Regions from separate parts of the Homo sapiens genome. Here region 1 is linked to region 2. A link is an interaction called in ENCODE POLR2A ChIA-PET data of the cell type or tissue named here. Cell type or tissue: Caco-2. All regions are shown on one strand. Each heading gives the region's core, and the rest is flanking DNA. Links, peaks and the distances in the headings are about the cores only. Region 1 has its middle 21 kb from the start of BCAR1. Region 2 overlaps ZFP1 (ZFP1 zinc finger protein).

What was found. Peaks named below come from ENCODE experiments on the same cell type or tissue, not always from the same donor. Only the 100,000 strongest peaks of a DNase experiment are listed, where the experiment ranks them.
Region 1: POLR2A ChIA-PET joins it to region 2 with 9 read pairs; 2 of 35 experiments call an interaction of 5 or more read pairs at or near these places.

Annotation. Positions count from the first base shown.
Region 1 is chr16:75,264,532-75,280,238 of GRCh38, reverse strand. It overlaps a transcript of BCAR1 not described here. Among named protein-coding and RNA genes, the nearest start is that of BCAR1, 21 kb to the right of the region's middle. RefSeq lists enhancers at 7,626-8,164, 15,249-15,707 and silencers at 13,963-14,022, 14,203-14,322, 14,393-14,462, 14,713-14,802, 14,813-14,902. In Caco-2, for the core only: no CTCF peak of the experiment used is centred there; a DNase peak (open chromatin) is centred at 7,986.
Region 2 is chr16:75,159,202-75,174,908 of GRCh38, reverse strand. ZFP1 (ZFP1 zinc finger protein) reads right to left here. Exons shown (of 4, transcript NM_153688.4): 3 at 8,013-8,139; 4 at 2,675-5,656. The coding sequence ends at 4,575. Among named protein-coding and RNA genes, the nearest start is that of ZFP1, 19 kb to the right of the region's middle. In Caco-2, for the core only: no CTCF peak of the experiment used is centred there; no DNase peak of the experiment used is centred there.

The DNA of each region.
Region 1 (15,707 bases), core at 3,881-11,880, 110 kb before region 2:
CATAGTGAGACCCTGTCTCTACAAAAAAATACAAAAATTAGGTCGGGTGCAGTGGCTCATGCCTGTAATTCCAGCACTTTGGGAGACCAGTGGATCATCTGAGGTCAGGAGTTCAAGACCAGCCTGGCCAGTATGGTGAAACTCCATCTCTACTAAAAATACAAAAATTAGCCAGGCGTGGTGGTGTGTGCTTGTAGTCCCAGCTGCTCAGAAGGCTGAGGCAGAAGGATGGCTTGAGCCCGGGAGGCAGAAGTTGTAGTGAGCCAAGAGCACACCACTGCACTCCAGCCTGGGTGACAGGAGTGAAATCCTGTCTAAAGAAAAAAAAAAAATTAGCCAGGCATGGTGGCACACACCTGTAGTCCTAGCTGCTTGGGAGGCTGAGGTGGGAAGATCACTTAAGCTAGGAGGTGGAGGTTGCAGCGAGCCAATATTGCCCCACTGCACTCCAACCTGGGCAACACAGCGAGACTCTGTCTCAAATGTTTTTATAAAAAAAAAAAGTTGTTGGTAACTTGGAGAAGCAGCTGAAGTCAGGCCTGAGAAGCAAGTGAGAAATTCAGACAACAAAATCCACCGAAGACCCAACAAATACAGCTGAAGAGACAACACTTTCCTGCCAGGTGGGCAACAGATGGCAGGACCCATGTGCACACACACACTCACACCAGCGAAGCCGAGTTTGCAGTGTGTCAGCTAGGTTGCCCTGCCGCTTGGAGACCCAGCCCCCACGCACCACACTCCTGTCAAAACAAGCCCTGAGCTAGGCGGATTCTCGCGGCTCCCGCTCCTGCCAGCTCAGCCAGGGCAGCCCCGCTGGGCTCTTCCTGCCAACCTGAGTTCTACTGGCTCTCCTCTTCCCTCCTTCTCTCTCCTCCTGATATTCCTCTGCTGTTCTGATGGAGAAGAAATCTATTCATTGAGAATTTGACAGCAGAAAAATGAAAGAAAATTTAAATCTCCTATAACCTTCCTAACAGAGAAAACTACTGTATACACTTTGGAATATTATTTCAGCCATTTTTTATGTGTTTAATGTGTTTTTCATACCTTTTTTTGTTTTTGTTTTTGTTTTTTGAGACAGGGTCTGTCACCTGGGCTGCAGTGCAGTGCTGCAATCATAGCTCACTGCATCCTCGACCTTGGCTCAAGCGACTCTCCTGCCTCACCTTCCTGAGTAGCTGGGACTACAGGTGTGCACCACCACGCCCGGCTAGTTTTTGTATTTTTTTTTTGTAGAAACGGGATTTTGCCATGTTGCCCAGGCTTGTCTTGAACTTCTGGTCTCAAGCGATCTGCCTGCCTTGGCCTCCCAAAGTGCTAGGATTACAGGCATGAGCCACCACGCCCAGCCACCCACACCTTTTCTTAACATACTTGGGATTTAGTGTACCTGTGCAATTCAATACAGAAGTCACTATCACCTGCAGCTCTTTAAATGTTAAATTTGTTAAAATGTAAAATTCAGTTCTTCAGTTGTGCTAGTCCAAGACCTCATGTGTTCATTAGTGGCCTATGGTTATTGTCTATGGAATAAGGGACCAGGCAGGTGCAGAACATTTCCATCATCACAGTCCTATCAGCCTGCCCTGGTGTGTGCAGTTTTAACCAAATGCTACGCGCTGAGCATTTCCCTATTAAATATTCTCAACATTCTTTGAGTACATTATTATTATTATTATTTTGAGGGAGGGTCTTGCTCTGTCGCCCAGGCTGGAGTGCAGTGGCATGATCTTGGCTCACCGCAACCTCTGCCTCCCAGGTTCAAGCGATTCTCCCACCTCAGCCTCCTGAGTAGCTGGGATTACAGGCATTCACCACCACGCCTGGCTAATTTTTGTATTTTTAGTAGAGACGGAGTTTCGCCATGTTGGCCAGGCTGGTCTTGAACTCCTGACCTTAAGTGATCCACCCTCCCAAAGTGCTAGAATTACAGGTGTGAGCCACTGCACCTGGCCGAGCACACGGTTTTTAAGGGCTGCAGAGCATATGCCATTTGTGGTTGTGCCATGGTTTATTTTACCGATCTTCCACCATTGGCCATTCAGGTCACCCACTGTTGTGATTATGAATGATGCTGTGGTGCACTGCTTTAGCCCTTTGATAATTTTCCACATTCCTGATTCTCTTTTTTTTGAGATGAAGTCTTGCTCTGTCGCCCAGGCTGGAGTGCAGTGGCGCGATCTCTGCTCACTGCAAGCTCCGCCTCCCGGGTTCACGCCATTCTCCTGCCTCAGCCTCCCGACTAGCTGGGACTACAGGTGCCCGCCACCACGCCCAGCTAATTTTTTGTATTTTTAGTGGAGACGGGTTTTCACCATGTTAGCCAGGATGGTCTCGATCTCCTGACCTCGTGATCCGCCCGCCTTGGCCTCCCAAAGTGCTGGGATTACAGGCGTGAGCCACCCCGCCCGGCCATCCACATCCCTGATTCTTTCTAGATTATTTCTATGAGTGAGTTTGTTGTGTTGGGCAGGGCACGTATTTTCAAGGCCACAAAATGGAATGCCCAGCTACCTCCCAGAAAGTTCTCTCACTTGGACAGGGCAGGTGTGCCCCTCTCTGCTTATGTGAACCCTCTGAGAGGAGAGGACTCATCGAGGAAGCCCTGCCTGTCTGAGCAGAGAGCCTGGTGCTTTGGGAGAGACCTACCTGAACTAGGAGGAGAATGGCCATCCAAGGAACAGACTGGAACTAGATTGTCCCTGAATTCCAGAACCTTCTGCCATATCAGCCCAGGGCTCTGTCTCTGAAGGCAGCATCTGGACAGGGGAGAGATATGCTGCCCCAGGGACCCAGATTCACTCAAGCCCAGCCTTGTGGTACATTCATCTGTGAGTTGCTGTGAATGTGCTTTCTGAATCCCTCTATCCTCTCACCTCTCAGGGTAAGTGAGTTCTGTTCCATTAAAAAGGGGGGTTTTCCAGGCTGGGTGGCTCACACCTGTAATCCCAACACTTTGGGAGGCTGAGGCAGGAGGATCACAAGGTCAAGAGTTCGAGACCAGCCTGACCAACATGGTGAAACCCCGTCTCTACTAAAAATACAAAAATTCGCCAGGCGTGGTGGCTTGGTGTGCCTGTAATCCCAGCTACTCGAGAGGCTGAAGCAGGAGAATCACTTAAACCAGAGAGGCGGAGGTTGTGGTGAGCCAAGATCGAGCCACTGCACTCCAGCCTGGGCGACAGAGCAAAACTCCGTCTCAAAAAAAAGAAGTGGGGTTTGGCCAGGCACGGTGTGGCTCATGCCTGTAATACCAGCACTCTGAGATGCTGAGGCGGGTGGATCACTTGAGCCCTGGAGTTCAAGACTAGCCTGAGCAACAGGACGAAACCCCGTCTCTACCAAAAACAAAAATTAGCCAGGTGTGGTGACACACACCTGTAATCCCAGCTACTCGGGAGGCTGAGGCACGAGAATCGCTTGAACCTGGGAGGCGAAGGTTGCAGTGACCCGAGATCGTACCACTGCACTCCAGCCTGGGCAACAGAGCGAGACTCTGGTGTGGTGGCTCACGCCTGTAATCCCAGCACTTTGGGAGGCTGAGGTGGGCGGATCACCTGAGGTCAGGAGTTTGAGACCAGCCTGACCAATGTGGAGAAACCCTGTCTCTACTAAAAATACAAAATTAGCCGAGCATGGTGGTGCATGCCTGTAATCCCAGCTACTCAGGAGGCTGAGGCAGGAGAATCGCTTGAACCCGGGAGGCGGAGGTTGTGGTGAGCCAAGATCACACCATTGCACTCCAGCCTGGGCAACAAGAGCGAAACTCAGTCCCCACACCCCGCCCCCCAAGAAAAAAAAAAAAGAAAGAAAGATTCTCCAAGAGAGGTGTTTTAACTTCCCAAAAAAAAGAGAACCTGCTATTAGAATAAATTGAAGTTGCCACCTATGTCTCTGAATTGTATTATAGGCTTTTTGTTTGTTTGAAACAGGGTCTCACTTTGTCACCCAGGCTGGAGTGCAGTGGTGCAATCTTAGCTCACTGTAGCCTCGACCTGTCAGGCTCAAGAGATCCTCCTGCCTCCGCCCCCAAAGTAGCTGGGAATATAGGCACGCACCATGACACCCAGCTAATTTTATCCATTTATTTATTTTATTTTTGAGATGGAGTTTCGCTCTTGTTGCCCAGGCTGGAGTGCAATAGTGCAATCTTGGCTCACCGCGACCTCTGCTTCCCGGGTTCAAGCAATTCTCCTGCATCAACCTACCGAGTAGCTGGGATTACAAGCATTCACCACCACGCCCTGCTAATTTTGTATTTTTTTAGTAGAGACAGGGTTTCTCCATGTTGGTCAGGCTGATCTCAAACTCCCGACCTCAGGTGATCTGCCCGCCTCGGCCTCCCAAAGTGCTAGGATTACAGGCGTGAGCCACCGCGCCCAGCCCTGACACCCAGCTAATTTTTTTGGTATTTTTTTGTAGAGACGGGATTTTATCATGTTGCACAGGCTGGTCTCTAACTCCTGACCTCAAGTGATCCACCTGCTTTGTATTCTAGTTTTACATTTTGAAGAATTTAGGACCTTTTTGTTACTTATGAATACAAAAGACATGTTATTAAATGGATTGCTACTTTTAAAAAATTTCGTACTTTTGACCCAGTAATTCAATGTCCAGGAATTTATTATCAGAAAATACAGTAATCAGATTGCAGAGAAAGATCCGCTTACAAGTATACTCATCTCAGCATTATTTGTACATTATTTGGTCCAAAATGGAAAGAACCGCAACACCCACATGCAGAGAATGGTTAAATCAGGTGTGGGAATCCTGTACAATGAATGATTGATTATTTTACCGCTTTTGAGGCCAGGTGCATTGGCTCAGGCCTATAATCCTAGCACTTTGGGAGGCTAAGGCGGGAGGATTGCTTGAGGCCAGGAACTCGAGGCTGCAGTGAACTACAACTACACCACTGCATTCCAGCCTGAGTGAAAGAGTGAAACCCTGTCTCTAAAAGTAAAAAATAAAAATGAAAGTTATTCATTGAGCCCCTACTATTTGTCAAGATGATTTCAGCCCTCACGGAGTTTATAGTTCACAGGAGCAGATAGACAGCTATTGAATACACAAGTAAATATATAATATCAGGAAGTGGTAAATACCACAAATAAAAATTCCTCCCATTTGTTGGTTTCCATGTACCCAGCCCTGTGCTAAATGTTTTACCTAGATTATCTCATTTAATCTTCACAGCAACCTATGACAAGATAATATTTCCATTATGACCAAAAGTAAATCAGGGAAGGCATCCTGAGAAGGCAACCTTGAGCAGACCTTGAAGGAAGGAAGGAAGGAAGGGGTGCATCAGAGGAGACTCTGGGGGCCCGTATCAAGGGCAGAAGAGCAGTGCAAAGGCCCTGGGGCAGGAAGGCACCAACTTGAAGCCAGCACGGTTCAACCTAGCAAGGCTAAGCCATGAAGAGTGGAGTTTGCAACCCTGGCTGCACATGAGAAGCACCCAGCCAGGGAACTATATTATTATTATTATTTAAAATATTGATGGCTAGCTGTGTGTGGTGGCTTATGCCTGTAATCCCAGCACTTAGGGAGGCTGAGGTGGGAGGATTGCTTGAGCTCAGGAGTTAGAGACCAGCTTGACAACATAGTAGACCCTGTCTCTACAAAAAAATTTTTTTTAATTAGCCGGATTTAGTGGTACACACATGTAGTCCCAGATACTCAGGAGGCTGAGATGGAAGGATCACTTCAGCACAGGAGTTCAAGGCTGCAGTGAGCTATGATCACACCACTGCACTCCAGCCTGGGTGATAGAGCAAGGGCGTATTTAAAAAAAAGAAGAAGAAATTGATGGCTGAATCCTACTTCCAGTCCCACTCAATCAGAACACCTCTGAACGCGTCTAAAATGCCCCAGTGATTTTAGTGTGCAGCCTGGGGCTGAGAAACACACATGTCAGGCCTTGTAGATCTCTGGGTTTTGTTCTGAGTGGACAAAGAAGACATTGGACAGTTTCAGCAGGAAAGGGACATGGCCTAATAATTTTTCTTTTAATTACTTAAAGGTGGCCGGGCAGGGTGGCTCACATCTGTAATCCCAGCACTTTGGGAGGCCGAGGCAGGCAGATCACCTGAGGTCGGGAGTTCGAGACCAGCCTGATCAACATGGAGAAACCCCATCTCTACTAAAAATAAAAATTAGCTGGGCATGGTGGCACATGCCTGTAATCCCTGCTACTCAGGAGGCTGAGGCAGTAGAATTGCTTGAACCTGGAAGGTGGAGGTTGCGGTGAGTCAAGATTGTGCCATTGTACTCTAGCCTGGGCAACAAGAGCAAAACTCCATCTCAAGGAAAAAAAAAGAAGAAGAAATTACTTAAAGGCTCTGCAGAAAAGCAGTTTTAGGGGCCCAGGTGAAGGTGGGAAGGCCAGTTGGAGGTCATTGTCATGATTTGAGGTGGCTTGTACCAGGGTGTAGACATGGAAGTGGGGAGAAGCAGCCAGATTCTTGATGTACTTTGAGGTAGACCCTGGGAGGTGAGTCGCCCCTGACTCATCGTTTAAACTCCTGTTCCAAGGCCACCTCCTTCAGGAAGCCTCTGCCAATCCCTGGCAGGCCAGGAGGAAAGGCCCCACAACTCCGGCTACTCTGTCGGAGTCGGTCGGAGTCGATCTCCGCATATCCGGGCTTTATCCTGACTTTCACAGAGATGTTTCCCAGACGGATCAGGAAGACCTCAGTGAGCATCGCTCCATTGCTTCAGGAGGTCTGTCATCTGGAAAATGTACAGCTCTCTCTGGAATCTTCTGCCAGACATTCCCCTGTCAAACATTGAGCCCAAGGGCCTTGTATAAAGGCCCTGCCCAAGGTTATCCAAGAGACCAGAACTTGGGCCAACCTCCAGCATCCTAACTAGTCTGTCGTCTGTTCAGCTCCATGGAGAAACACAGGCGCATCCTTTCGGAGGAGCGGGGCTGTCTGCTGCCATAGCGGAGCTCCAGAGGCAGAAATGCAGGCTGGTGGTGTGAGGCTGGAGAGACTGAGTCAGACCGCGACCCCCACAGCATCAGCGTTTAACTGAGAGCTTCCTGCATACCAGGTACCGAGACAGCCCCATACACCTTATACCTGAGTCCTTCCAGGGCTGCGGGAAGTGGATGCCGTGTGTCCCAATCAGGGCCATGGCGGTGCACAACTCCAGGGGCACCATTCACAGAGCAAAATAGAGCGGCCACTCCCCGCAATGTGAGGTATTGGCTGCTTTCTCCTTCCTCCCTCCCTCTCTCCCTCCCTCTCTCTCTCTCTTCCTCTCTCCCTCTCTCTTTCTCTCTTTCTTTCTTTCCTTCTTTCTTACCGAGTCTCGCTTTGTCACCCAGGCTGGAGTGCATGGTGCGATCTCGGCTCACTGCAACCTCCGCCTCCTGGGTTCAAGCTATCCTCGTGCCTCAGCCTCCCAAGTAGCTGGGATTACAGGTGCACAGCACCACACCTGGCCAATTTTTGTATTTTTAGTAGAGACGGGGTTTCGCCATGTTGGCCAAGCTGGTCTTGAACTCCTGACCTCAGGTGATCTGCCCATCTCAGCCTCCCAAAGTGTTGGGATTACAGGCACGAGCCCACCACGCCTGGCTTCACTGCTTTATGGATCCTGTTTTACACATGGAGAGGAAACATGCTTAGAGACTATGAAGATCATGCTGAAGCTCACACGGCAGGACCAGAACCCAGGTCAGCCCCACCCCGCCCTGCCCTGCCACTGGAGGTCAATGGCGACAGGAGCCTGGGTTCTTGCCAAACTGCAGACCTCACTCCCCACAGTGAGTTCCTTCCTGTTTTCACAAGGATCGGTCTCACTCTCGGGTAACAGCGAGATTTTCCTAGTGCCCCCCACCCCCCACTCCAACCCTGGGCGGACCCTTGGCCTCAGGCAACATCACAGGGCAGCTGCCGGGGGTGCCTGGCATTCAAGCCTTGCTGAGAACATGAAACTGCTGCTCTGGGGACTCGCACTGGTGACCCCAATGTGGCAGCCGCTCTTTCGGCTCTTCAATAATTTAGAGAATGCATACAATTCAGCGGGCAGTTTCATCTCTGGGTTCAGAAACACAATGCCCTGGGGATTGCTTCCAGCGAAGAGTGAAATTCCACTTGTCACAGTGACAGAGGATGTGAGCCTGTTCCTGGAAGGGGCTCTGGTCTCTGGGTGTTTGCGAACATCCTAGAAGACAGGAGGCCGGCAGCCAGCGTCCTGGGAGCTGGAGGGTCTGCCCCAGCTCAGCTGTCCAAAGATGGGCCTTCATGCAAAATCCCTTTCCCCCTGCCTCTTGCTTGTGGGGAAGAGAGAGGTGACTGCACAGACTGTTGTGTGTGGCTCCACATTTGCATTTGATGCCTAGCTGCACCCCTGACCCTGGCCTCCCCCCATGTCAGCTCCTGGGAAAGACCCTTGCACCAGGCCCCAGAGGGTCCATGGGAACTTTCTAGGACACTTGCAGTTCCTAAAACTTGGCAATTGCATTTTTCCCTTAAAAAAAAAAATTATTCTTTGCCGGCTTGGTGGCTTATAGTCCCAGCACTTTGGAAGGCCGTGGCAGGAGGATTGCTTGAGCCCAGGAGTTTGAGATCAGCCTGGGCAACATAGTGAGACCCTGCCTCTACAAAAAATAAAAAACAAAATTAGCCAGGGGTGTGTGCCTGGGATCCCAGCTACTTGGGAGGCTGAGGTGGGAGGATTGCTTGAGCTCATCGGAGTTGAGGTTGCAGTGTGCTATGACACCACTGCCTTCCAACCTGGGTGACAGAGTGAGACCATGTCTCCAAAAAGAACAAAAAAACAAAAATTGTTCTTTAAAAAAATTACACTTGAAAACATGATGTTAAGTTAAATTAGCCAGACACAAAAAGACAAATAATATATGATTGCACTTATCCAAGGTACAGAGAATAAGCAAATTTATAGAGACAGAAGTAGAATGGGGTTTACCAGGAACTGAGGGGCCTGGAAGCAGAGAGTTATCATTTAATGACTACAGCATTTCTGTTTAAGAGATGAAAATGTCTGGAAATGGACAGTGATGGTTGCACAACATTGTGAATGTACTTAATGCCATGGAATTGTACACTTAAAAATGGTGAAAATGGTAAATTCTGTGTTATGTATATTTTATCACAATTTTAAAAGTATGTTTACTGTAAAAACAAAAAACTGGGCGGGGCGCGGTGGCTCATGCCTGTAATCCCAGCACTTTGGGAGGCCGAGACGGGCGGATCATGAGGTCAGGAGATTGAGGCCATCCTGGCTAACAAGGTGAAACCCCGTCTCTACTAAAAACACAAAAAATTAGCCAGGAGTGGTGGCAGGCGCCTGTAGTCCCAGTTACTCGGGAGGCTGAGACAGGAGAATGGCGTGAACCCGGGAGGCGGAGCTTGCAGTGAGCCGAGATCGCGCCACTGCACTCCAGCCTGGGCGACAGAGCCAGACTCTGTCTCAAAAAAAAAAAAAAAAAAAAAAAAAAAAAAAAAAAAAATTGCACAAGTGCACTGGTGCAGTGGCACATGCCTTTAATCCTAGCACTTTGGGAAGCCTGAGGAGGGAGGATCACTTGAGCTCAGGAGTTTGAGACCAGCCTGGGCAAAATGGTGAAACTCCATCTCTACCAAAAAAAGAAAAAAAAAATACAAAAACTAGCGGAGGGTGGTGATACACGCCTGTAGTTTCAGCTACTTGGGAGGCTGGGGTGGGAGGATCACTTGAGCCCAGGAGGTGGAGGCTGCAGTGAGCTGTGATGGCACCACTGTGCTCCAGCTTGGGAGACAAGAGTTAGACCCTGTCTCAAAAAAATAAAAATAGGCTGGGCGGGGTGACTCATGCCTGTAATCTCAGCACTTTGGAAGGCCGAGGTGGGTGGATCACGAGGTCAGGAGTTCAAGACCAGCCTGGCCAACATGGTGAAACCCCATCTCTACTAAAAATACAAAAATTACCCGGGCGTGATAGCAGGTGCCTGTAATCCCAGCTACTCGGGAGGATGAGGCAGGAGAATCACTTGAACCCAGGTGTCAGAGGTTGCAGTGAGCCAAGCTCGCACCACTGCACTCCAGCCTGGGTGACAGACTGAGGCTCTGTCTCAAAAAAATAAAATAAAATAAAATAAAATAAAATAAAATAAAATAAAATAAAATAAAAATCCATAAGTCCATACTGATATAAATAAATTATTGAATAAATAAATAAATGAGGGAGAACAGGCAATCTCTCATCCAGAAGAATTCCAAATCATCTCCATAGAGTCCACCCTCAGGAGGTGGAGCATAGGAACTCCCTCCTCCTTGGCTGTGGATGGCACACAGGGACTTCCTTCCAGGAAGTACCCTACAGAAAGCAGGGGGAAAAAGAGTCGCCTTACAGTGGAGAACCCTGACAAACACTCCCTCAGCCAGGTGGTCAGGGTGAGCCTCAACAGTGATCATACTTCATGTTGTCAGTATGCACCCCAATATGATGGGATGAAAATGGCACTTGACCTCTGGGGTCTTCCTCCCCAAAACCCACAACCCAGTCTAATCGTAAGAAAAACGTCAGACAAATCCTAATTGAGGGACATCTATAAATGTTTTATTTCATTCTGTAAATGTTTCCCGCACACCTCAAAACTGTCAAGGTCATCAAAAACAAAGTCTGAGAAACTGTCACAGCCCAGAGGAACCCAAGGAGACGGTGGAATCTTGGTTGGAATCCCAGAACAGAAAAAGGACGTTAGGTAAAAACTGGAGAAATCTTTGGCCAGGCGCAGTGGCTCACGCCCGTAATCCCAGCACTTTGGGAGGCTGAGGCAGGTGGATCACTTGAGGTCAGTAGTTCAAGACCAGCCTGACCAACATGGTGAAACCGCATCTCTACTAAAAATACAAGAAAAAAATTGGCCCGGTGCGGTGGCTTACCCCTGTAATCCCAGCACTTTGGGAGGCTGAGGCAGGCGTGTCATGAGGTCAGGAGTTTGAGACCAGCCTAAGCAACATGCTGAAACCCCATCTCTACTAAAAATACAAAAAAAAAAAAAAAAAAAAAAAAATTAGCCAGGCATGGTGGCGCGCGCCTGTAATCCCAGCTACTCAGGAGGCTGAGGCAGGAGAATCGCTTGAACCCGGGAGGCAGAGGTTGCAGTGAGCAGAGATGGAGCCACTGCACTCCACCCTGGGAAACAGAGGGAGACTCCATCTCAAAAAAAAAAAAATTAGCTGGGCATGGTGGCATACCCCTGAAATCTCAGCTACTTGGGAGGCTGAGGCAGGAGAATCGCTTGAACCCGGGAGGCAGAGGTTGCAGTGAGCCAAGATCGTGCCACTGCGGTCCAGCCTGGGCAAGAAGAGCGAAAGTCTGTCAAAAAAAGAAAAAAAAGAGAAATCTGAATCAAGTGTGGACTTCAGTTAACAAAGATGTATCAGTATTGGTTCATTACTAATGCCACATGTTCCATGCTGAGTTGTTTTTTTTTTTTTTTTTTTTTTTTTTTTTGAGATGGAGTCTCCTTCTGTCGCCCAGGCTGGAGTGCAGTGGTGCGATCTTGGCTCACTGCAACCTCCGCCTCCCGAGTTCAAGTGATTCTCTGGCCTCAGCCTCCCAAACAGCTGGGATTACAGGTGTGCACCACCACGCCCAGCTAATTTTTGTATTTTTAGTAGAGATGGAGTTTCACCACCATGTTGGTCGGGCTGGTCTTGAATGCCTGACCTCAGGTGATCTGCCCACCTTGGCCTCCCAAAGTGCTGGGATTACAGGCATGAGCCACTGCGCCCCACCTGACGGGAGATTATTACTAGTGCCGGGTAATCATTGCACTCTCCCAGGGCAGGAGCTCCTTTGCCAGAGAAGTCCCTGGTCACCTGAAGGGGGGTACAGGGAGATAAGGAGCCACTTCCCAGCCCTCAGCCCCTCTAGACATGGCAAGGCCCTGGGGACAGAGGCCAGCTTGGATGTCAGGAGAGCTGGTTGTGAAGCTTGTCTCTGCACAGATTTACTCCATGGCCAGGTCCAAATTCCTTTCCCTCCAGAGGCCAGGGACAAAAATAGTCCCGGTGTGAGGGCCTCGCTTAGCTCTCAAGGACCCTCTCAGGGCGCTGGCACCTGCTCTGGCAGCCCAGCTGTTGCTTCTGGTTGGAACTGCCAGCCTTGAAGCCCCAGAGGCTGTTCCCTATAGGACGGAGTGAGTCATCCTGGGATCATTTGCCTGCCAGGAGTGGGTGAGGGAGGAGCAGCCGCCGCCTTCACAGACACCTGGTAGTGTCAGGAGAGGGCATGCACTGCCCTGGTGAGGCTCCTCTGGCTGCCCCCAGGCCCACACCCAAGGATCCCTGCCTCAGAGTAAGTGAGGGCTCTAGCCAGGGTCCCCTCTCTCCCTGCTAAGGGCTGAGTTACTGATGCCCTAAATAAGCAGCCCCTGGGGCGGTAAGAGGCAGGATGAGATGGATTGGAGGGTCCAGCTCCATCTGCGCCCCTCCCTTGGGCTCTCCTTTCCCTGTGCCCAGGCAGGTAGAAGGGATCTTTCTCCACCGCCCGCCCCATTCTGGCTGGGGCACCTAGATATGGGGGAGATGGGAAAGGAGACAGGAACAGTGGGCCCCAAGCAGGAGCAAGGGAGGGAGGTGGGGTCTGGGCGAGGAGCAAAGGAGAGGGCCAGGGTGGTGGTGGGTGGGGGCATCAGAGACAGCAGGGCGTGTGGCCAGGAGCCCGGGCGCCAGGCAGAGCTGCTGCTCCCAGCTCAGGAGCCCCTGTGCCAGCTGGATGCGGGCGGGTGGGCACGGGCAGGGCCACGTGCCAGACATGCACAGAGCGCCCTTTGAGGAGGTGGCAGCTGTCGGTCCAGGCCCCCCACCCCCCCCCCGGCTTGCTGTGGCCCTGCTTGGCCCCTCCAACAATGCCTTGCTGAGCACTGGGCTGCGGACGCTGATGTGCACAGTTGGGAACCCCACTCAAGAGGTGAAGGGGCAACCATACTCTACTGGAGCAGGGAAGGACCCCTCATCACTGCCAGAACAGGGACTTGGGTCTCTCGTGGGAGGCCTGGATTTCCCTCTTTCTCTCATACCTCATACCCCCTCATTGCTGCTGGCCTCTTGGGATCCTCACCGGGACACTCCTGGAGAAAAGATCAAGGCTGCACGCCCCTTGGGGAAAAAGGCTGAAAACCCAGTCGGTGACCTGCTACTGGGGGCTTTTGGGAGCTGGGGGAAGTCAGCCTGCTGCCTGGCTCTGCTTCCTCCATCCAGCCACCGTGGCCTCCTGGCACAGCATCCCTGGCAGGCAGAAGGGCCCGCCCCCCACATGGGCACCCACACAGAGATTCCCTAGGCAGCTGGAGCTTTCTGCCCCCAGGTCCCCGCCATGAGCCCGGGCTGCGGCAAACCAGCCTCATGGAGCTGGCTCCGTCTTTCCTCCCTGGGGTGGGCAGCGCTGACCTCCGGGACAGTGCTCTGGACCCCAGCCCCACTTGCTCTAGATGCTCACCCACCGTCCCCAGGAAGCAGAACAGAGGGGTCGGACCCCTGGTCCTTCCTTTGAGTGGGTGAGGGATCTCAGTGCCTGGGCCTATGAAATGTAACGGGGCATCAGCAAGGCCTGCCTGGCAGGAGTGGAGCGATGGGGACGAACATGCACGTGCCCAGTGGCTGCAGGTGCCATGTGTGGGCACCATGGTAGATGCGAAACAGCTGAAATTGGGGGTGTTTAGCCTGGGGAAAGGAAGTCTCAGGCCCACGAAGGCTCGTCTTCCAGCCTCTGGGAGGACGGTGGGCTGAGGGTGGGCCCAGGAGTGGGGGTTACAGGGACACAGGATCCTCCCTAGAAGCCAGGTCAGATGTCACTGTCAGGGCGACCCCAGGATGAGCTAGACTGTTTCCGGGGTGGGGAGCTCCTCTTCCCTGGGGGTCTCGGGGCTCGCTCTCAGCTGGGGGAGGGCAGAGGGGCTCCGGGAGGCCTGCTATGCTGCCCCGCGATCACCTTCCGCCGGCCGAGCCCTCCCGGTCTGCGCCCGGACACAGGGCCTAGGAGCCCGGCCAGGGCCACAGGGCAGTGTAGTGTTGGGGGAGGGGACTGGTTGGGCGACCCAGAGCTGGTGCGACTGGAGGTGGCCCGCGAGGGATCGGCGAGGAGCGGAGGAGACCGCGCCTCCCCGCCGCGTTGGGCCGACAGAAAAAGGCCTAGGTCCGGGGTCCTCACCTTTAACGCGTCCCTGGCCGCGGAGACGGTGGGGGGGGCGGCGCGGGCGGCGCATGCGCGGCGCGGCTGGAGCGGCCGGACAGTCCGGCGTCCGGGAACGCTCAGGAGCCGGAGGAGCCGGAAAGCGCCGGGACCCCTCGCGGGGCCTCTGAGCGGCGCGGGCGGACCCGAGCCCCCAGCCCGCTGGCGCCGCTGCCCGCCAGGCCCCGGGGGCGGCGGCCAAGATGTCCGTGCCTGTGAGTACCGCGCCGCCCGGGACCCCGGGCCGGCTGTCCCCCGCCCGGCTGCGACCTCGCCCCGCCCGCTGCGGGCCTGATGCCGCGTTGGCTCCCGGACTGGGGGTCGCCTCACTGGGGCCTCCTCGGCCCCGGGGGAGAGCGCACCGGCTGGGGGAGGCTCCCCCAAGCCGGCCTCTCTGCCCCCGCCTTTCCATCCTCTTTCAGGAGAGCTGGATCGGGCTGGGGTCCGTACTGTCCCCTCGGGGAGCCCCCCAAGATGGCTAGGTCGGGAAGACTCTTTGTTGGTCCCCGGGAAACCCCTGGGACAGCTGGGCCAGGCAGGAGTCTGTTGCCCGCCAGGACCCCGCACCAGGACGGCTAGGCCTAGCGGGGAGGGGTCTCTGCCGCTCCCGCGACTCCCCTCCGGGACTGCTGGGCCGGATGAGGGGGTGGGAGGCCTGTGCTGTCCCGCAAGACCTCCCTCGGATTGCTGCCCTGCGGCGCTCCCGGGACTCCCCCGGGGTGGCCAGGTTGGGGCGCGGTCTCTGCCAGTCGCCGGAGCCACCCCTCCCCCAGGACGGCTTGGCTGGATGGGAGCCGTGCCTGCCCTCCACGGCGGATGGGCTCACTTTCCTGGGAAGTTTTCCTCTCGCTGCGGAACCCCCGGGGCCCTGACTGGCCGCTTCCTCCCCGCTGGCCGTAGGGAGTTTTCTGTCCGACACCCCCTCTTCCTGGCCGGGCAGCCTGGCTTCGGCAGACCCCCGGGCCATGTTTCCACACTTGGGCACTGGCATCTCTGAGCATCTCAGTCTCACCTCCTGAGAACAGCAAGTGATCCTGGCTACCCCGGGTAACCAGGCCTCAGGTGCAGGCCCCACATGACAGATGGACAGACTGAAGTGGGAGGTGGGAGGCGGACACCCCGGCGTCCTGCCAGGAAGGGACACCATCTGCACCTGGCGAGCTGTGGCCTCCAGCCATCGTTTCCCTGCCTAGTTAGGGGCTTTTCCCTCCAGAGCCCTGTCCACTCTGGCCTTGTTTCTGGAACTGCTCCTCACCCGGAGGACCCCATCCTTTCCGTGAAGCAGGCAGTGGGGGCTTTCTGGCAAGTGGCCTCTTCATTAACTATCCCAGAGTGAGTGCAGATGACCAGAGGGAAGCTGGCCAAGTGCAAAGCATTGTTATTGTGGAATTAAAGAGCCCGCTCCTGCTCGCCTCCAGAAGTGGTAATGTATTTACAGATGAAAAAATGAGGGCTTCCAGACTGTGCTGATGTGAGCCCCGCCATCCGTTCTGGTTCAGAGCATAATC
Region 2 (15,707 bases), core at 4,201-12,200:
GAGGCAAAGTCCAGTGTTCACTTTCTTCTCTTTCCCCTGTATGGAGGGTGTCTCTGTTGACACTATGGTGCCTGGGGTTGGGGAAGAGGTAATAAAAATAATGTAACACTGTCCTTCGTGCCCTCTTCAATGCATCCTTTTTTTTTTTTTTTTTTTGAGATGGAGTCTCGCTCTGTTGCCCAGGCTGAAGTGCAGTGGCACAATCTAAGCTCACTGCAACCTCAGCCTCCCAGGTTCAAGCGATCCTCCTACCTCAGCCCCCCTAGTAGGCGGGATTACAGGCACGCACCACCATGCCCGGCTAATTTTTGTATTTTTAGTAGAGACGGGGTTTTGCCATGTTGGCCAGGCTGGTCTCAAATTCCTGACCTCAGGTGACCCACCCACCTTGGCCTGCCAAAGTGCTGGGATTATAGGCGTGAGCCACTGCGCCCGGCCGCATCCTTTATTTCTACACTATACCCAGGTGCTGTGATCTCTTACTTGGTTTCTTTAGCTCTTGTGAAGGTAATTTTGTGCATGGAAAGCTATTCAAACTGATGTTTCTGCAGGGAGTCAAGTGCTAGAAAGTTCTATTCTGCCATCTTGCTGAAACCACTCCCGCTGATTTCCCTCTCTGAAGTTGTGACTCTTCACCTAATCAGCTTAAGTCCCATGGTTCATGTATTTCACACCAGTCAATCCAGGCTAAATCCAACTCTGCTGAATGTGGCTGGAACAAAACATACAACCCTGACAATTGATGTTATGTTAAACTCATGACCACTAACCTCAAGTGGGCCTTTAGTGTATCGTACATTTCCTTAATTTTTTCACTCTTCCCTATCCCCCAAACGTCTCACACCACCTCTACCATCCTCACTCTCAGCTAATAACTATGTTTTCAGTTTAACAGTGGAAATAAAAGCAATCAGACAAGAACACTCACAAGCTCTAGCATCTTCTCTGCCCACGCTCTGCCTTCCTCCTGGTTGGTGCTCCAGCGTCTGACCTCTTCACTAGTACCCTGGATCCCAGTGTCTTCACCTGCTCAGGCTCTGCTCTAGTCCATTCTCCTCCTCCTCTTCTCGTACAGCGTCAATTTTTCTACTTATCGTTCCCATGAGTATATAAATTTATCCTAGAATTTCTAATATTTTAAAACACCAAAATCCTCAAAAGCCCCCATCTCTTCAGTTACCCATCCGTTTCTCTGTGTTGGGAGACAATTCTCCATGGGTTTCTCACGTTTCTCACTATCTTACAAGTACATATGGTGATGGCTTTTGTTACAGGCTGTTTTCAGGATGAATAGCCTTAGATAGGTAATCCGTTCTCCAGAGCAACAGTTTGTTTAGCATCCAGTATAATATGTCTTCCTTCTAGACAAAGGTTTGATAGATTTACTTCTAGACCACTGTTTAAGATTCAGGCTCCCTAAACTTGGACCTCCCCTCCTGTAACTCCACCCAGCAAATGTGTATTCGAGGTCAGTACAGTATGTCTTCTGCCAGTATCCATGAAACTGGTAGCTTAACTTGTTACCTTGCAAGTAGGACAAAATCTCAGACTTTTCAGTCCTTAACACTTGGCCCCTTATTCACAGCTCCTGTTTCCAAGTTTATCTTGAATCCTCCTAGATTTACCCTGACCACTCCTTTATAACTGTTTTTTTCAAAATGACCTCACTGATGGTTAATCTCAGCATATATCCAACTTCATACAAATTATTAGTATTTGATATAGTGGCCACTCTTCTACTTCAAAATAAGTGTTTTCAGCTGGCTTCAGATACCACCCTCTACTGGTTTTCACCCTAACCCTGGTGGTTCCTTCTCAGTTTCATTTGCCAGTTCCTGCCCAGCAAACACTGGGGTGAGTGCTCGGGGCTCAGTCCTTGACATTCTTTATACTTTTTTTTCCTAGGTAATCTCACCTAGCTTTATGGCTTAAAATATTATCCCTGTGACAACTCCCAAATTTTTATTTCCTCTGAAATTGGGCTTCAGAGTCAGTCATCTTACCTCTAAACGCATAAGAGGCATGAGACAAACAGTTGCCACTTGGAATGACCATAGGGGAAGAAGGGTCCTTCTGGGAAAGCCTCATTACAGTCGGACCAGCAAGGCTGAAACTGAGATGGGAGATTTGCTGATTGTGCTGTTTCCCCTCCTGGTCCATCCTCCATCTTTCTACCCTGCTTTATCCCAGGAGGACGGCATCACCCGGGCTTCTGATTAGGTTCAGTTGATGGAGGCATCTTCAGGAGACAGCAATAAAGAGCTGAGGCTTTTCCCCCTCTGCTCCCTTTCCTGACAGTTCTGTGTTTCTCACAGTAGCTGCATCTTTGTAGAGCTTCAACATCCACTTAAGAGACACTCTTCCTTTTTATTTTTCTATCTCCTACAGGAAAGAGACCTTCCAACATTTTGGCTCTCACTGGGCTCTGAAACACCATTTCTTCCTTTGGTCCCTAGGGAGACAACAGCTTCTTGGCACTGCTGGTCTCTGGATTCCTTACCATCCGTTGTTTGTTCCCTTAATCCTTCTCTCATTCTCCAAGTCATCCTTTCATAAGGCGCTAATTCAGTTTACTGCTAAAGCCCTCACTGATAAAGCTGGTGAGGTCCACAGGTTAAAAATGGAAGGAATTCTATTCACCAGGCCCATAAAATCATATACAAAGACACACATATATAAGGGTTTATCTTTATTTTATAAAAACTGCTACACACACACATACACTCTCTCTCTCCCCTCTTGCTTTCCTCATTTGACCTAGAGAAGTTTGGAGTTTGTTCCCACACATTCTTTTCAAGGAAATACCATTCAGCCATGGTATGTTTTTACCACAATTTATTCATCCATTCCCTTACTGATGGTCTTTTTTTTGTTTGTTTTTTTGGTCCTTACCAAAAAATACAATATACATTAGTAAACATATAATCTTAAGTGCTGGCGCTTTTTATTCCTTAGGGATAGATTCCCAGGAGATTCCTAGGTTGTAAGAGTATATTAATGTTAAAACAGACTCACAATGTTGTCCAAGGAGGCTGTTACAATTTACATTTCTAAAAGCAGCTATGAAAATAACGTTTTCCCCTCCTTTGTGAGTAAGTAAGATGACAACTTAGACAAAAGCTTATTGGGCTATGGATGTTCTGGATAAATTTGTTCAGAAAGTCACTCAATATATAGTGTGACAGCACATCAATGATATCCAAAAATATTTTTTAAAAGCCAGTTTTTGGTTGCCATTTATAATTTCCAATACATGATTTGTGATTGATAGGGAAAGGCTGAACTTAAGAATTTGAAATCAAGTCTATAAAAGCAAATCTTTGAGTTACACAACAATTCTTGTTAATATCTGGAGAGACCACTGAAAAATCTGATTTTTATAAAAGTGTAAACATGTAAAGGAAAAGTAATAACTTATAACTCATGTTCCAAAGGGAAATGTTTTAGGTTGGCAACAGCAAAACTCAAGGAAGTAGAAATGCCTCCTTTAAACAACAAAATAGTGTAAAAATTTACTTCTAAAGGGGGTTATGCACGTGAAAAATTTAAAAAGCAATGAAACAGTTGACAGTTATTTAAAATAATTTTTCCTCTAAAGTCTCTGAAATGTAACATTTGTGAACTACAGAAGCATCCTACCATTTTTGCTAGACAATTCATGAAATATTAAGGGAAACAAGGAAAGACAAAAACAGGTGGTTTCTGTCTGTGTTACACAATATTTTGGTAACAGACATGCATTTGTATGCAAATATCCCACGGGAAAATAAGAGCATGACGAATGGGGATATTGTCTTTACACGGCAAACTCTTATTCTGTGGTGCATACTGAGTAGTACAGCTCATGTCTGCCTCCTTCACGTTATAGATCGGTTATTTCACATTTGCATATTTGTGTAAATAGTGCTTCTAGAAAATCTTCAGCAAACCAGAAGCAGGGAAAACTTCAACACTGTCTTCTGTTTCCTAAGAGGCAGCTCAAGAACAATGTTCATACCAACTGATATATGCCAGCAAGCAGTAGGGAAAGACGTAGGTTCCATGCTACTTTAAATGTTACACATTTCATTTGGAATGCATACTGGATTGCAGAGATACTGAAAAACACATGTGATGTTTAGTATGGAAAATCTTGTTATGTCCTAATTATCACAGAGGACAAGAATTTCAAATTCCCAGTGATTATGCTAAATTCACATGTGCAGATCTAAAGCATACCACTTGTGTTTTGTGGCATATCCACATAAAACCACTAAATTCATAGGATACTGTTTGTATATTTCTTATGCTGCTGTCTAGAATACTCAATTCATTCAAGATTTTAAAAAGCTCATTGTAGTACAACTGGGTATGGCTATTTACAACTGGATATATTCTGATATGTATTCTTTAGCTGGGTATCACATGTAACTTCCAGTATAATGTTCTCATGGGATCCTATTTTTAATACATTTTTGAGTTGAGAGATTGCATCTCAGTATGAATTCCCATGTTCCCTCAATACTGTCATGAGGTTTTTCACCCGCTTGAAGAGTTCTGGCAGGAGTTTTCCACAGTAAGACCTGGCTGGAGTTTCAGGGTTTCTCCCCGATGTGAACTCTCTGATGGACACTGAGTCGGGACTTCCTGCTAAAGGCCTTCCCACATTCGGAACACTCATATGGTTTCTCTCCTGTGTGGATTCGCAAGTGTAATCTAAGAGTTGACCTCTGGCTGAAAGTTTTGCCGCACTCAGTACATTCATAGGGTTTCTCTCCTGTATGAGTTCTCATGTGTATGATGAGCTGTGAGTTCTGGATAAAGGATTTTCCACATTCACTGCACTCATAGCGTTTCTCCCCCGTGTGAATCTTCTGATGTATGATAAGGTTTGACTTCTTAAAGAAGGTTTTTGCACATTCGTTACACTCATAGGGTCGCTCTCCTGTATGAATTCTCTGGTGTGTGGTGAGTTCAAACTTTTGGGCAAATGTCTTTCCACATTCACTGCACTCATAGGGCTTCTTCTCCATATGTGCTCTCTGGTGTACAATGAGGTTTGACTGGTGGGTGAAAGCTTTTCCACATTCCGGACACTCGAAAGGTTTCTCCCCAGTGTGAATTCTCTGATGTTTGATGAGGTTGGCCTTATGGGAGAAGGTTTTCTTACATACATTGCATTCATATGGCTTTTCTCCAGTATGTATTCTCTTATGACTAATGAGGAGTGACTTAAAGGAGAAAGCCTTGTCACAGTAAGTACAAATGAAAGGTTGAACCAAGTTTTTTATTTTCTGATGTTTAAAAATGGCTGCTTTATGGCTGAGGGCTTTTCCACTTTTATTGTATTCAGAATATTCTACTCCACTGTGGGTTTTCTCTTGCTTCAGGTAGAGAAGTGCTTTTCCAAATTCATTACACTCATCAGTCTGCTTTCCTGCATAGCTTCTATTACTATTAAGCAAGTCTGAATTATATTTCAAAGTTTTTTCATATAAGTCATATTTATAAGGTACTTGTCTTAAAGAAACAAAGTCTGTGTTCAGATTAAGTGCTTTTCCAAAGAGATCGCCTCTTTCCTCAATTGGGGTTTGGTTCTTAAGAATTAAAAATTGCCTCGCCTGCTCGTCTGGGTTTCTGTGGTCTCTCTCCATCTGGTCATCAGCCTTCCACACTTCTAGGAATAGAGAGCACAATGAAAAGAACCTTGTCAATGCCTCCGCTATAATGTTACCGAATGGGAAGTCTTCACACGTGTTCTATCACAGGGCTGACTCTTTAGTTTGGGACCCAGTCTCCCAATATTAAAAAATTCCCAGTGCAAATGTTTCCTTTCAAACTTTGAAAGAGAAAGGTAATAGCTTGTGGTTAAAAAAACAAAACAAAACCAAAATCAATACAAGTAGCATTGCCAGATCACAAAATGACCTTAAAGTGGGCAGAGAGGGTGAAAGGAGACAGAAAACAGAACACAATATGAGAAGGCTGGCAATGCCAGGGAGGGAGATTCACAGTGTTCTTAAGGACACTGCAGTTAGCACAGAGACCGAGAAAGTAAGCAGATGAGGGAATTAAGGGGAAACACCTAAGCAGATCTCGACTAATAGTATTATTTGCTAAACTCGGACTACTATGGTAGAACCAGCACCAGTCTGCATAGTTCTAAGCTTTTTCTCCTTTTTTTCTACTGTTCATCTTTACCAAAATGATTTCCAGAGAACAGCACTTCTCATAGGTTTGCAGTGACAACCAGATAGCAGAGCTCCAAATCTCTTAAGTGAGAATCTTGCAAATGGTAAAATCCAGAAACTCATTCGCTAAGAGATACACAACCCTTACCACAGGATCACTAACTGCTGCTGGTTTTATTGCTTTTTTTTTTCTACTGAAGTTGCTGGGAGAGTGAACATGTTTTCACTATCATATCCTACTTTTCTTCCATTCCTATTTAGAGATAGGGTCTCCCTCATTTGCCCAGGCTGGAGTGCAGTGGCACAATCATAGCTCACTGCAGCCTTGACCTCCTGGGCTCAAGGGATACTCTCAATATTCCAGGCATGAGCCACCATGCCCAGCCTACTTCTTTCAATGTGTTCAGCATCTTAAGGATAAAGTTACCCAGGTTCATTAAGTCAAACAACAGATACTGGCAAGGCTAAGATACACTGTTGGTGGGAATTTAAATTAGTTCAGCCACTGTGGAGAACAGTCTGAAGATTTCTCAAATAATTCAGAACTACCCTTTCACATAGCAATCCCATTAAAAATCATCTGGCCAGGCACACTGGCTCATGCCTGTAATCCCAGCACTTTGGGAGGCCAAGGCAGGAGGATCACTTGAAGTCAGGAGGTCTTATTTTTGTTTTTTTGAGATGGGGTCGGTCTCTGTTGCCCAGGCTGGAGTATAATGGTGTGATCTCAGCTCACTGCAACCTCCGTCTCCCGAGTAGCTGGGATTACAGGCACATGCCACCATGCCCGGCTTATTTTGTATTTTTAGTAGAGAGGGGTTTTCACCATGTTGTTGGTGCTGGTATTGAACTGACCTCAGGTGATCTGCCCGCCTCAGCCTCCCAAAATGCTAGGATTATAAGCATGAGCCATGGCGCCTGGCCTGGGGTCAGGAGTTCTACAGAGAACTTGTCTCTACAAAAGTAAAAAATAATTAGCAGGACATGGTGGTGTGTGTCTGTGATCCCAGCTACTCCAGGCTGAGGTGGGAAGACTACTTGAGCTCAGGAGGTGGACGCTACAGTGCACCGTGATGTCACCACTGGATTCTAGCCTGGGTGACAGAATGAGACCCTGTCTCAAAAAAAGATTCTACCAAAAAGACACATGCCCACTCATAGGTTCATCACAGCACTATGCATAATAGCAAAGACATGGAATCAACCTAGGTGCCCATTAATGGTGGACTGGAAAAGAATGGTACATGTACAAGACACAACAAAGTTTAAGATATGTTAGGAAAGTTTCAGGGTTCAAGTGTGAGAGGCAAATATCTATAAGATTAAACAGGAAAAAAAAAAAGGTAAGCAGGGAGAGACGGATATTTGGAGGTATGCTTCAGAGATTGAGGTACAGGTCATCTGTCCTCAGCTATACTTAAGTGTTAGGGATTTGAAAAACAGATTGCTGAAAAGTATTTCAAAGGTACTGAGCTGCTCATAATCGTCTGGATACTAATTCCACTGGCTTCTGCTTCTCCCTCTCTCCCGTCCTATCTCCCTTAGAATGTTCTGAATTGACAACTCTATGCTACCCAAAACTCTTCTGGTTGCTCCAACTTGAAAATTGCATATGGCTTGACAGCCATTTACTAATGGGACATAGCTCCTAATTGCCTGGACTTCAGAAGCCTTAAAGGAAAGGAGATGATAGAGCTTTAAAGGCTGCAAGATCTCTCAGGTTTAATACCTGAGGACTTAGGCCAAAAACATTTAGTAATTCAGAAGCTCATTTCTGGTCACTGAGACAGGACATAAATACCTCTAGGCACATGGTGAGCTGTACCTGAAAACCGTCCTTACCCACTGAAAGTAAGTTGCTATAATTCTCCAGCATCACATCCATGTATAGGATCCTCTGAGAGGGGTCCAGTTGTTCCCATTCCTCCTGGGTAAAGTCCACAGTCACATCCGTGAATGAAACTGATCCCTGAAATGGCATATTGTTATTCATCCTAAGATGATCATTTGGTGATATAGAAAGGATAGATGAAAACTTTATGTCATTCATCATGAAAATCTATATATTACACCAACGATACATCTTGTTCACTGTTTTTGTTCATGTCTTCCAAAATATATTTTTATAAATAGTTGAGATTTATTCAGATTCCCCTATATCTCTGGCACTGTCATATTTGATAGGTGTCTCAGATTAATAAAACACTATTGGCCAGGCATAGTGGCTCACACCTGTAATCCCAGCACTTTGGGAGGCTAGGTGGGCGGGGGAATCACTTGAGGTCGGGAGTTCGAGACCAGCCTGGACAACATGGTGAAATCCCATCTCTACTAAAATTTAGTCGGGCATGGTGGCACATGCCTGTACTCCCAGCTACGTGGGGGAGCTGAGACAGGAGAACTGCTTAAACCCGGGAGGCAGAGGCTGCAGTGAGCCAAGACTGCACCACTATACTCCAGCCTGGGCAACAGAGTAAGACTGTCTCAAAAAATAAACACTGTTTCTGCTCTCAAGATGTGTACTGTGAGACAAGCACATTAGATATTCATTGTTACCAGTGTGCTAATAAAGCTCACATAGGCATTATTTCTGTGACATCGATGTTTAAATAGTCAAAGTTTTAACTCTTTAAGGCAGAAGATGAACTTCCAACTGTAAAATACCAGGTACAAGTAAGGATCTCTGTCCTTCCATCCCCTCATTCAAGCCATAAAAATGGTAGAAAATTTTTTTAAAAAATACATGGTTGAATTTAACAGGCCAGAATGGCTGAAGAAATGATTAGTCAAAAAATGTCAGTAAATATCTAAACTGAAATGCAAAAGGTACATTAAGGAGCCTAAAAGATATGTGGGACAAGCTAAAAAGGTCTAATATACTTGCAGCAGGAGTCCCAGCAGAGGCAGTGGAAACAATATTTGAAGAGATAACAGCTGAGAATTTTCCAACACACCCCACACCAGGCTATAGTTTTAAAACCAGCAACCCCAAGTACAATAAGTACATTAAAAAAAAAAAATACTCAGCATATAACAAAACTGATTTAAAACCCCAGAGGTGGCCAGGCTCAGGCCTGTAATCCCAGCACTTTAGGAAGCCGAGGTGGGCGGATCACAGGTGTTCGGGACCAACCTGGCAAAGATGGTGAAACCCCATCTCTACTAAAAATACAAAAATTATCCGGGTGTGGTAGAGGGCGCCTGTAATCCCAGCTACTCGGGAGGCTGGGACAGGAGAATTGCTTGAACCTGGGAGGTGGAGGCTGCAGTGAGCCCAGACTGCCCCACTGCACTTGAGCCTGGGTGACAGAGCAAGACTCTGTCTCAGAAAAAAACCCAGAGGAAAAAACAGGTATTGCCTTCAGAGGTACAAAAAACCTGACAGCTAATTTCTCAACAAAAACAATGGAAGTCAGAAGACAAATCTTCAAAGGGCTGAAAGTATTTAGAATGAGTTGGTTGACAAACTTTTTCTATAAAGGGTCAAGTAAGTAACTAACTAGATTTTTCCTTTTCAGGCTACATGTAGTCTCTGCTAAAACAAACCGACTTGGCCATCATACCACAAAAACAGGCATAGGCAACACGTCAACAAATAGGCATGGCTGTGTTCCAATAAAACTCGATTTATGGAGGCCGGGCGCGATGGTTCATGCCTGTAATCCCAGCACTTTGGGAGGCTGAAGTGGGTGGATCACCTGAGGTCATGAGTTCAAAACCAGCCTGACCAAAATGGAGAAACCCCGTCTCTACTAAAAATACAAAATTAGCCGGGCATAGTAGTGCATGCCTGTAATCCCAGCTACTCAGGAGGCTGAGGCAGGAGAATCGCTTGAACCCAGGAAGTGGACGTTGCGGTAAGTCGAGATCGTGCCATTGCACTCCATCCTGTGCAACGAGTGAAACTCCGCCTCAAAAAAAAAAAAAAACTTATGGAAACTAAAATCTGAGTTTCATATTTTTATTTCAAATCATTTTCACAGCACAAAATATTCTTTTGATATTCCCCCCCTCAACCATTAAAATTAAAAACCATTCTTAGCTTGTGGGTCACATAAAAACAAGGCAGCAGCCCATCTGGACAACGAGCCAGAGTTTGACACCCCCGATCTAGAATGATGACTAGTACATAATAGATGTCAAGTATCAGGCATTATTACCACTATTCAAAGATGTACCAAAACCAAAATTAAGCCCAGCAAGAATCAGTTGGATGTGCAAAAAAAGCAACAGCAAACCAGCAAAACATATTAAAAGTATGCAAATATGGAATGGGAAAGGAAGTTGTTTTAAACTAATTTCTGGATGTCATCAACTTAGAAGTTGTGGCAGGAAGAAAGTACCATGTTTGGAAGAAAAATTCTGATTAACTTTTGTTTAAAATAGGAAAGTACTGAAAAAATATAAACCTTTAAAGGGTGGAAATAAGCAGAGAAGGAAAAGCAGATAAAATCAGTAATCAAAATAAAAATGGGATAAATGTCTGTTAAAAGACTAAGACCTTCAGGGTTTAAAAACCTACATATAATTTTTACAAGAGGCAAATTTTAAAAACAACACAAACTTCAATGATCCAGCTAAAATATAAACAAAGTAACAAAGCCTGAAAACAAAAGGCACAGGAAGCTGTCCACAGGAACATCAATAAACAGAATTCCAAAAAATGCACATAACATGACCCAAAATTCTATATAATCCTGTTCATGATATAAAAGTGATTAAACAAAGAGCATGGATACCCCACACAAAACATACTGGTTATCTCTATGATGGAAAGACTGGCTTTAATGGTCAAGAAAATTTTAGGATTGAGTGAGGTGACATAAACAGTGCCGGTGCTGTGGCTCATGTGTGTAATCCCAGCATTTGGGAGGATGACGCAGGAGGACTGCTTGAGCTCAGGAGTTTGAGACCACCCTGGGCAACATGGCAAGACCCTGTCTCTACAACAACAGAACACCTAGCTGGACGTGGTGGTGCACACCTGTAGTCCCAGCTATGTGGGAGGTTCAGGTAGGAGGACAGCTTGGGCCTGGGAGGTCAAGGCTACAGTGAACCGTGATCATGCCACTGCACTTCAGCCCTGGAGACACAGCAAGACCCTGTCTCAACAACAACAAAAAAAAAAGGCTGGGTGCAGTGGCCACACCTGTAATCCCAGCACTCTGGGAGGCCGACGCAGGTGGATCACCTGAGGTCAGGAGTTTGATACCAGCCTGGACAACATGGTGAAACCCCGTCTCTACTAAAAATACAAAAATTAGCCGGGCATGGTGGTGGGCACCTGTAGTCTCAGCTACTCAGGAGGCTGAGGCAGGAGAATTGCTTGAACCCGGGAGGCAAAAGTTGCAGTGAGCGAGATCATGCCACTACACTACTACACTCTAGCCTGGGCAACAGAGCAAGAATGTACTCAAAAAAACAAAACAAAACAAAAAAAACAACAATGCACGCTGGGGAGGGCAGATCCTCATATGATAGAGACAGTAAGAGACAACATTAATGTATGATTTTTGTAATATAAAAAACATTGGCCGGGCGCAATGGCTCATGCCTGTAATCCCAACACTTTGGGAGGCCGAGGCAGGTGGATCACGAGGTCAGGAGTTCGAGACCAACCTGGCCAACATGGCGAACCCCGTCTCTACTAAAAATACAAAAATTAGCCGGACGTGGTGGTGGGCGCATGTAATCCCAGCTACTCGGGAGGCTGAGGCAGAAGAATCGCTTGAACCCAGGAGGCGGAGCTTGCAGTGAGCCAAGACTGTGCCACTGCACTCCAGCCTGGGCAACAGAGCAAGACTGTTTCCAAAAAAAAAAAGAAAAATTACATTTTAATACATTTAAAATATAATACAAGTAATATAAATTTTAAAACCACAGCCATATAAAAGAATGAAATCATATCCTTTGCAGCAACATGGATGCAGGTGGAGGGTATTAACCTAACTGAATTAACACAAACAGAAATCCAAATAGCGCATATCCTCACTTATAAGTGGGAGCTAAACTCTGGGTACTCACGAACATAAAGATGGTAACAACAGACACTGGGATCTACTGGTAGGGAAGGGAGGGGCAAAGGCAAAAACTATTGGGTACTATTCTCACTACTTGGTGACATGATCAATCATACCCCAAACGTCACCATCATAAAAATATCTATGTAACAAATCTGCACATGTACCCCCAAATCTCAAATAAGTTGAAATTATATTTAAAAAAAATCTTCAACATACACAATACATGGAAACGTCAAAATGTTAGGCACTGACTAGACAGCAAAATAGGCGGATAATTAAGTTGACCTATACTTGGGCTGGACGCAGTGGCTCATGCCTGTAATCCTAGCACTTTGGAGCCAAGGCAGGTGGATCACTTAAGGTCAGGAGTTCAAGACCAGTCTGGGCAACAGGGCGAGACCCCCATCTCTAAAAAAAAAAATACAAAAAGCCCAGCTTGATGGTGCCTGCCTGTAGTCCCAGCTACATAGGGGGCTGAGGTGGGAGGATTGCTTGAGCCAAGGAGGTCCAGGCTGCAGTGAGCTGAGATTGCACCACCACACTCCAGCCTGGGTGACAAAGTGAGACCCTGTCTCAAAAGCTGCACCATACTGAAGTTACTTTCAACTGTTTTAATACATAAAAATATTTCGGCTGGGCACGGTGGTTCACGCCTGTGATCCCAGCACTTTGGGAGGCCGAGGTAGGCGGATCACATGAGGTCAGGAGTTCGAGACCAGCCTGGCCAACATGGGGAAACCCTTTCTCTACCAAAAATACAAAAATTAGCCGGGCACAGTAGCGGGCGCCTGTAGTCCCAGCTACCTGGGAGGCTGAGGCAGGGGAATCGCTTGAACCTGGGAGGTGGAGGGTGCAGTGAGCCTAGATCGTGCTACTGCATTCCAGCCTGGATGACAAGTGAGACTCCATCTCAGGAAAAAAAAAAAAAAAAAAAAAAAAAATATATATATATATATATTTCATAAAACTACTATGCTTTATTTGTATTTCTGTGAAATAAAGAAATCTTATAATCTACCATGCATAATGGAAGAAAAAAATTCGAAGGAAATTTCAGAACACCAGCTGCAAAGAGAAAAGCCTGTGAGTTTCAGGAGAGAATAGGTTACAAGTAAGAAGACTGAAAGCCTTCAGACCTCTTGACTACACCAGAAAGCAGTATCTTCAAAATTATCAGACAGGCAAACCATAAAAACTGGACAAAATAAATAATTACTTGCAAGCACAGGAGAGCAATCACTGTAGGGCTACAATTACCAAAAGGCATCTATGAGGAGAGCCACACATTTACGATCATGCTGAACCATGGCACAGAACAACAAAGCCCAAGCAGAAGTGAGTGTTGTTGGCCGGGCGCAGTGGCTCACGCCTGTAATCCCAGCACTTTGAGAGGCCGAGGCGGGGAGATCACTTGTAGCCAGGAGTTCGAGACCAGCCTGGACAACGTGGAGAAACCCCGTTTCTACTAAAAATACAAAAATTAGCCAGGCGTGGTGGCGCACACCTTGTAATCCCAGCTACTCGGGAGGCTGAGGCAGGAGAATCGCTTGAACCCGGAAGGCGGAGGTGGCAGTGAGCCAAGATGGTGCCACTGCACTACAGCCTGGGCAACAAGAGCAAGACTCCATCTTGAAAATTAATTAAATAAATTAAAAAAAAATACAAACTGGTGTTTGGGTCTGTAAAGCAACTAGGATCTAGGGGCAATGCTATGGTTTGAGTATTTTTGTCCTCTCTAAAATTTCATGTTGAAACTTAATCCCCAATTAAGTATTGGGAGGTGTGGCCTTTGAGAGGTGATTGGATCATAGAGGCTCCTCCCCTTGTGAGCGGGGTTAGGAGCCCTTCTAACGGGGCTTGATGAAAGGAGTTCATCTCCTTTTTTGCCCTTTTGCTTTCTGCCATGCCAGGACACAGCACTCCTCCCCTCTGAAGGATGCAGCATTTCAAGTGCCATCCTGGAAGAAGAGACCAGGCCTTCACCAGCACCTTGATCTTGGACTCTCAGCTTCTAGAACTGTGAGAAAATAAATTTCTTCCTTTTTTTTTTTTTTTTTTTGAGGCAGTCTCGCTTTGTCACCCAGATTGGAGTGCAGTGGCATGATCTCAGCTCACTACAGCCTCCACCTTCCAGGTTCAAGTGATTCTTGTGCCTCAGCCACCTAAGTAGCTGGGGTTACAGACAAGTGCCACCACACTTGGCTAATTTTTGTATTTTTAGTACAGATGGGGTTTAGTACAGATGGGGTTAGCCACCACACTTGGCTAAATTTTGTATTTTTAGTATAGATGGGGTTTAGTACAGATGGGGTTTAGTACAGATGGGATTAGTACAGATGGGGTTTAGTACAGATGGGTTTAGTACATGTTGGCAAGACTGGTCTCAAACTCCTGCCCTCAAGGGATCCACCCACCTTGGCCCTTCAAAGTGCTGAGATTACAGGCATGGCTACCTTGCCCAGCCAAGAAAATAAACTTCTGTTCTTTATAAATTACCTAGTCTCAAGTATTCTGCCATGGCAGCACAAAATGGAGTAAGACATAGGATGATGGCGCTACAGAAGCCATAGAGAAGCCTTAACATTCTGCATAAAGATTCACCTCAAATCTTTGGCTAGTTCCTAATATGTGTAGGTGGAGGGCAAGCCTCCAAGACAACTAGTGGCATCGACTGTGAGACTGAGAGCTGACTAGAGATTTCAGAGGTTGCATAGTGCTGAGGAGCTGGGACAGTCTGAATCCAGAAAGATAGAGATACTGGCAAACAGTTGAGATGCCACAAAAGCCATGCCCTAGAAGGATGGAGCACACCCTAGGAGAAAGGAGTATGACCAAACCGATACACCCACACCTGCAAATCTTAAAACATGCCCCAATGGGATCAGAATCATCTGCCAATAATTTAGCTATCTGGCAGACAAAACTTAACATTTTTTAGAAGGAGCTATGTATCATACAACATATCCAGCATACAAACAAAACTGCTAGACATGTGAAAAAGCAAAACCAGGGCCAGGTATAGTGGCTCATGACTGTAATCCCAGCACTTTGGGAGGCTGAGGCAGGTGGACAAATTGAGCCCAAGAGTTTGAGACCAGCTTGGGCAATATACCAAAACCCTGTCTAAAAAAAGTACAAAAATTAGCCGGGCATAGTGGCACATGTCTGTGGACCCAGCTTCACAAGAGGCTGGGGTGGGAGGGTTGCCTGAGCCCAGGAGGTCACAGCTACAGTGAACTGTGAGCGTTGTCACTGTACCCCAGTCTGGGGGTAACCAAGACTCTGTCAAAAAAAAAAAAAAAAAAATGAAAAGTGAGAGAGAGAGAGAAAGGAAGGAAGGGAGGGAGGGAGGGAAAGGAAAGAAGGGAGGGAGGGAGGGAGGGAGGGAGGGAAAGGAGGGAAAGGAGGGAAGGGAGGGAAGGGAGGGAAGGAAGGGAAGTGAGGGAAGGAAGGGAAAGGAAGGGAAGGGAAGGGAAGGAAGGAAGGAATGAAGGAGAAATCAAGCAAGCCAAAA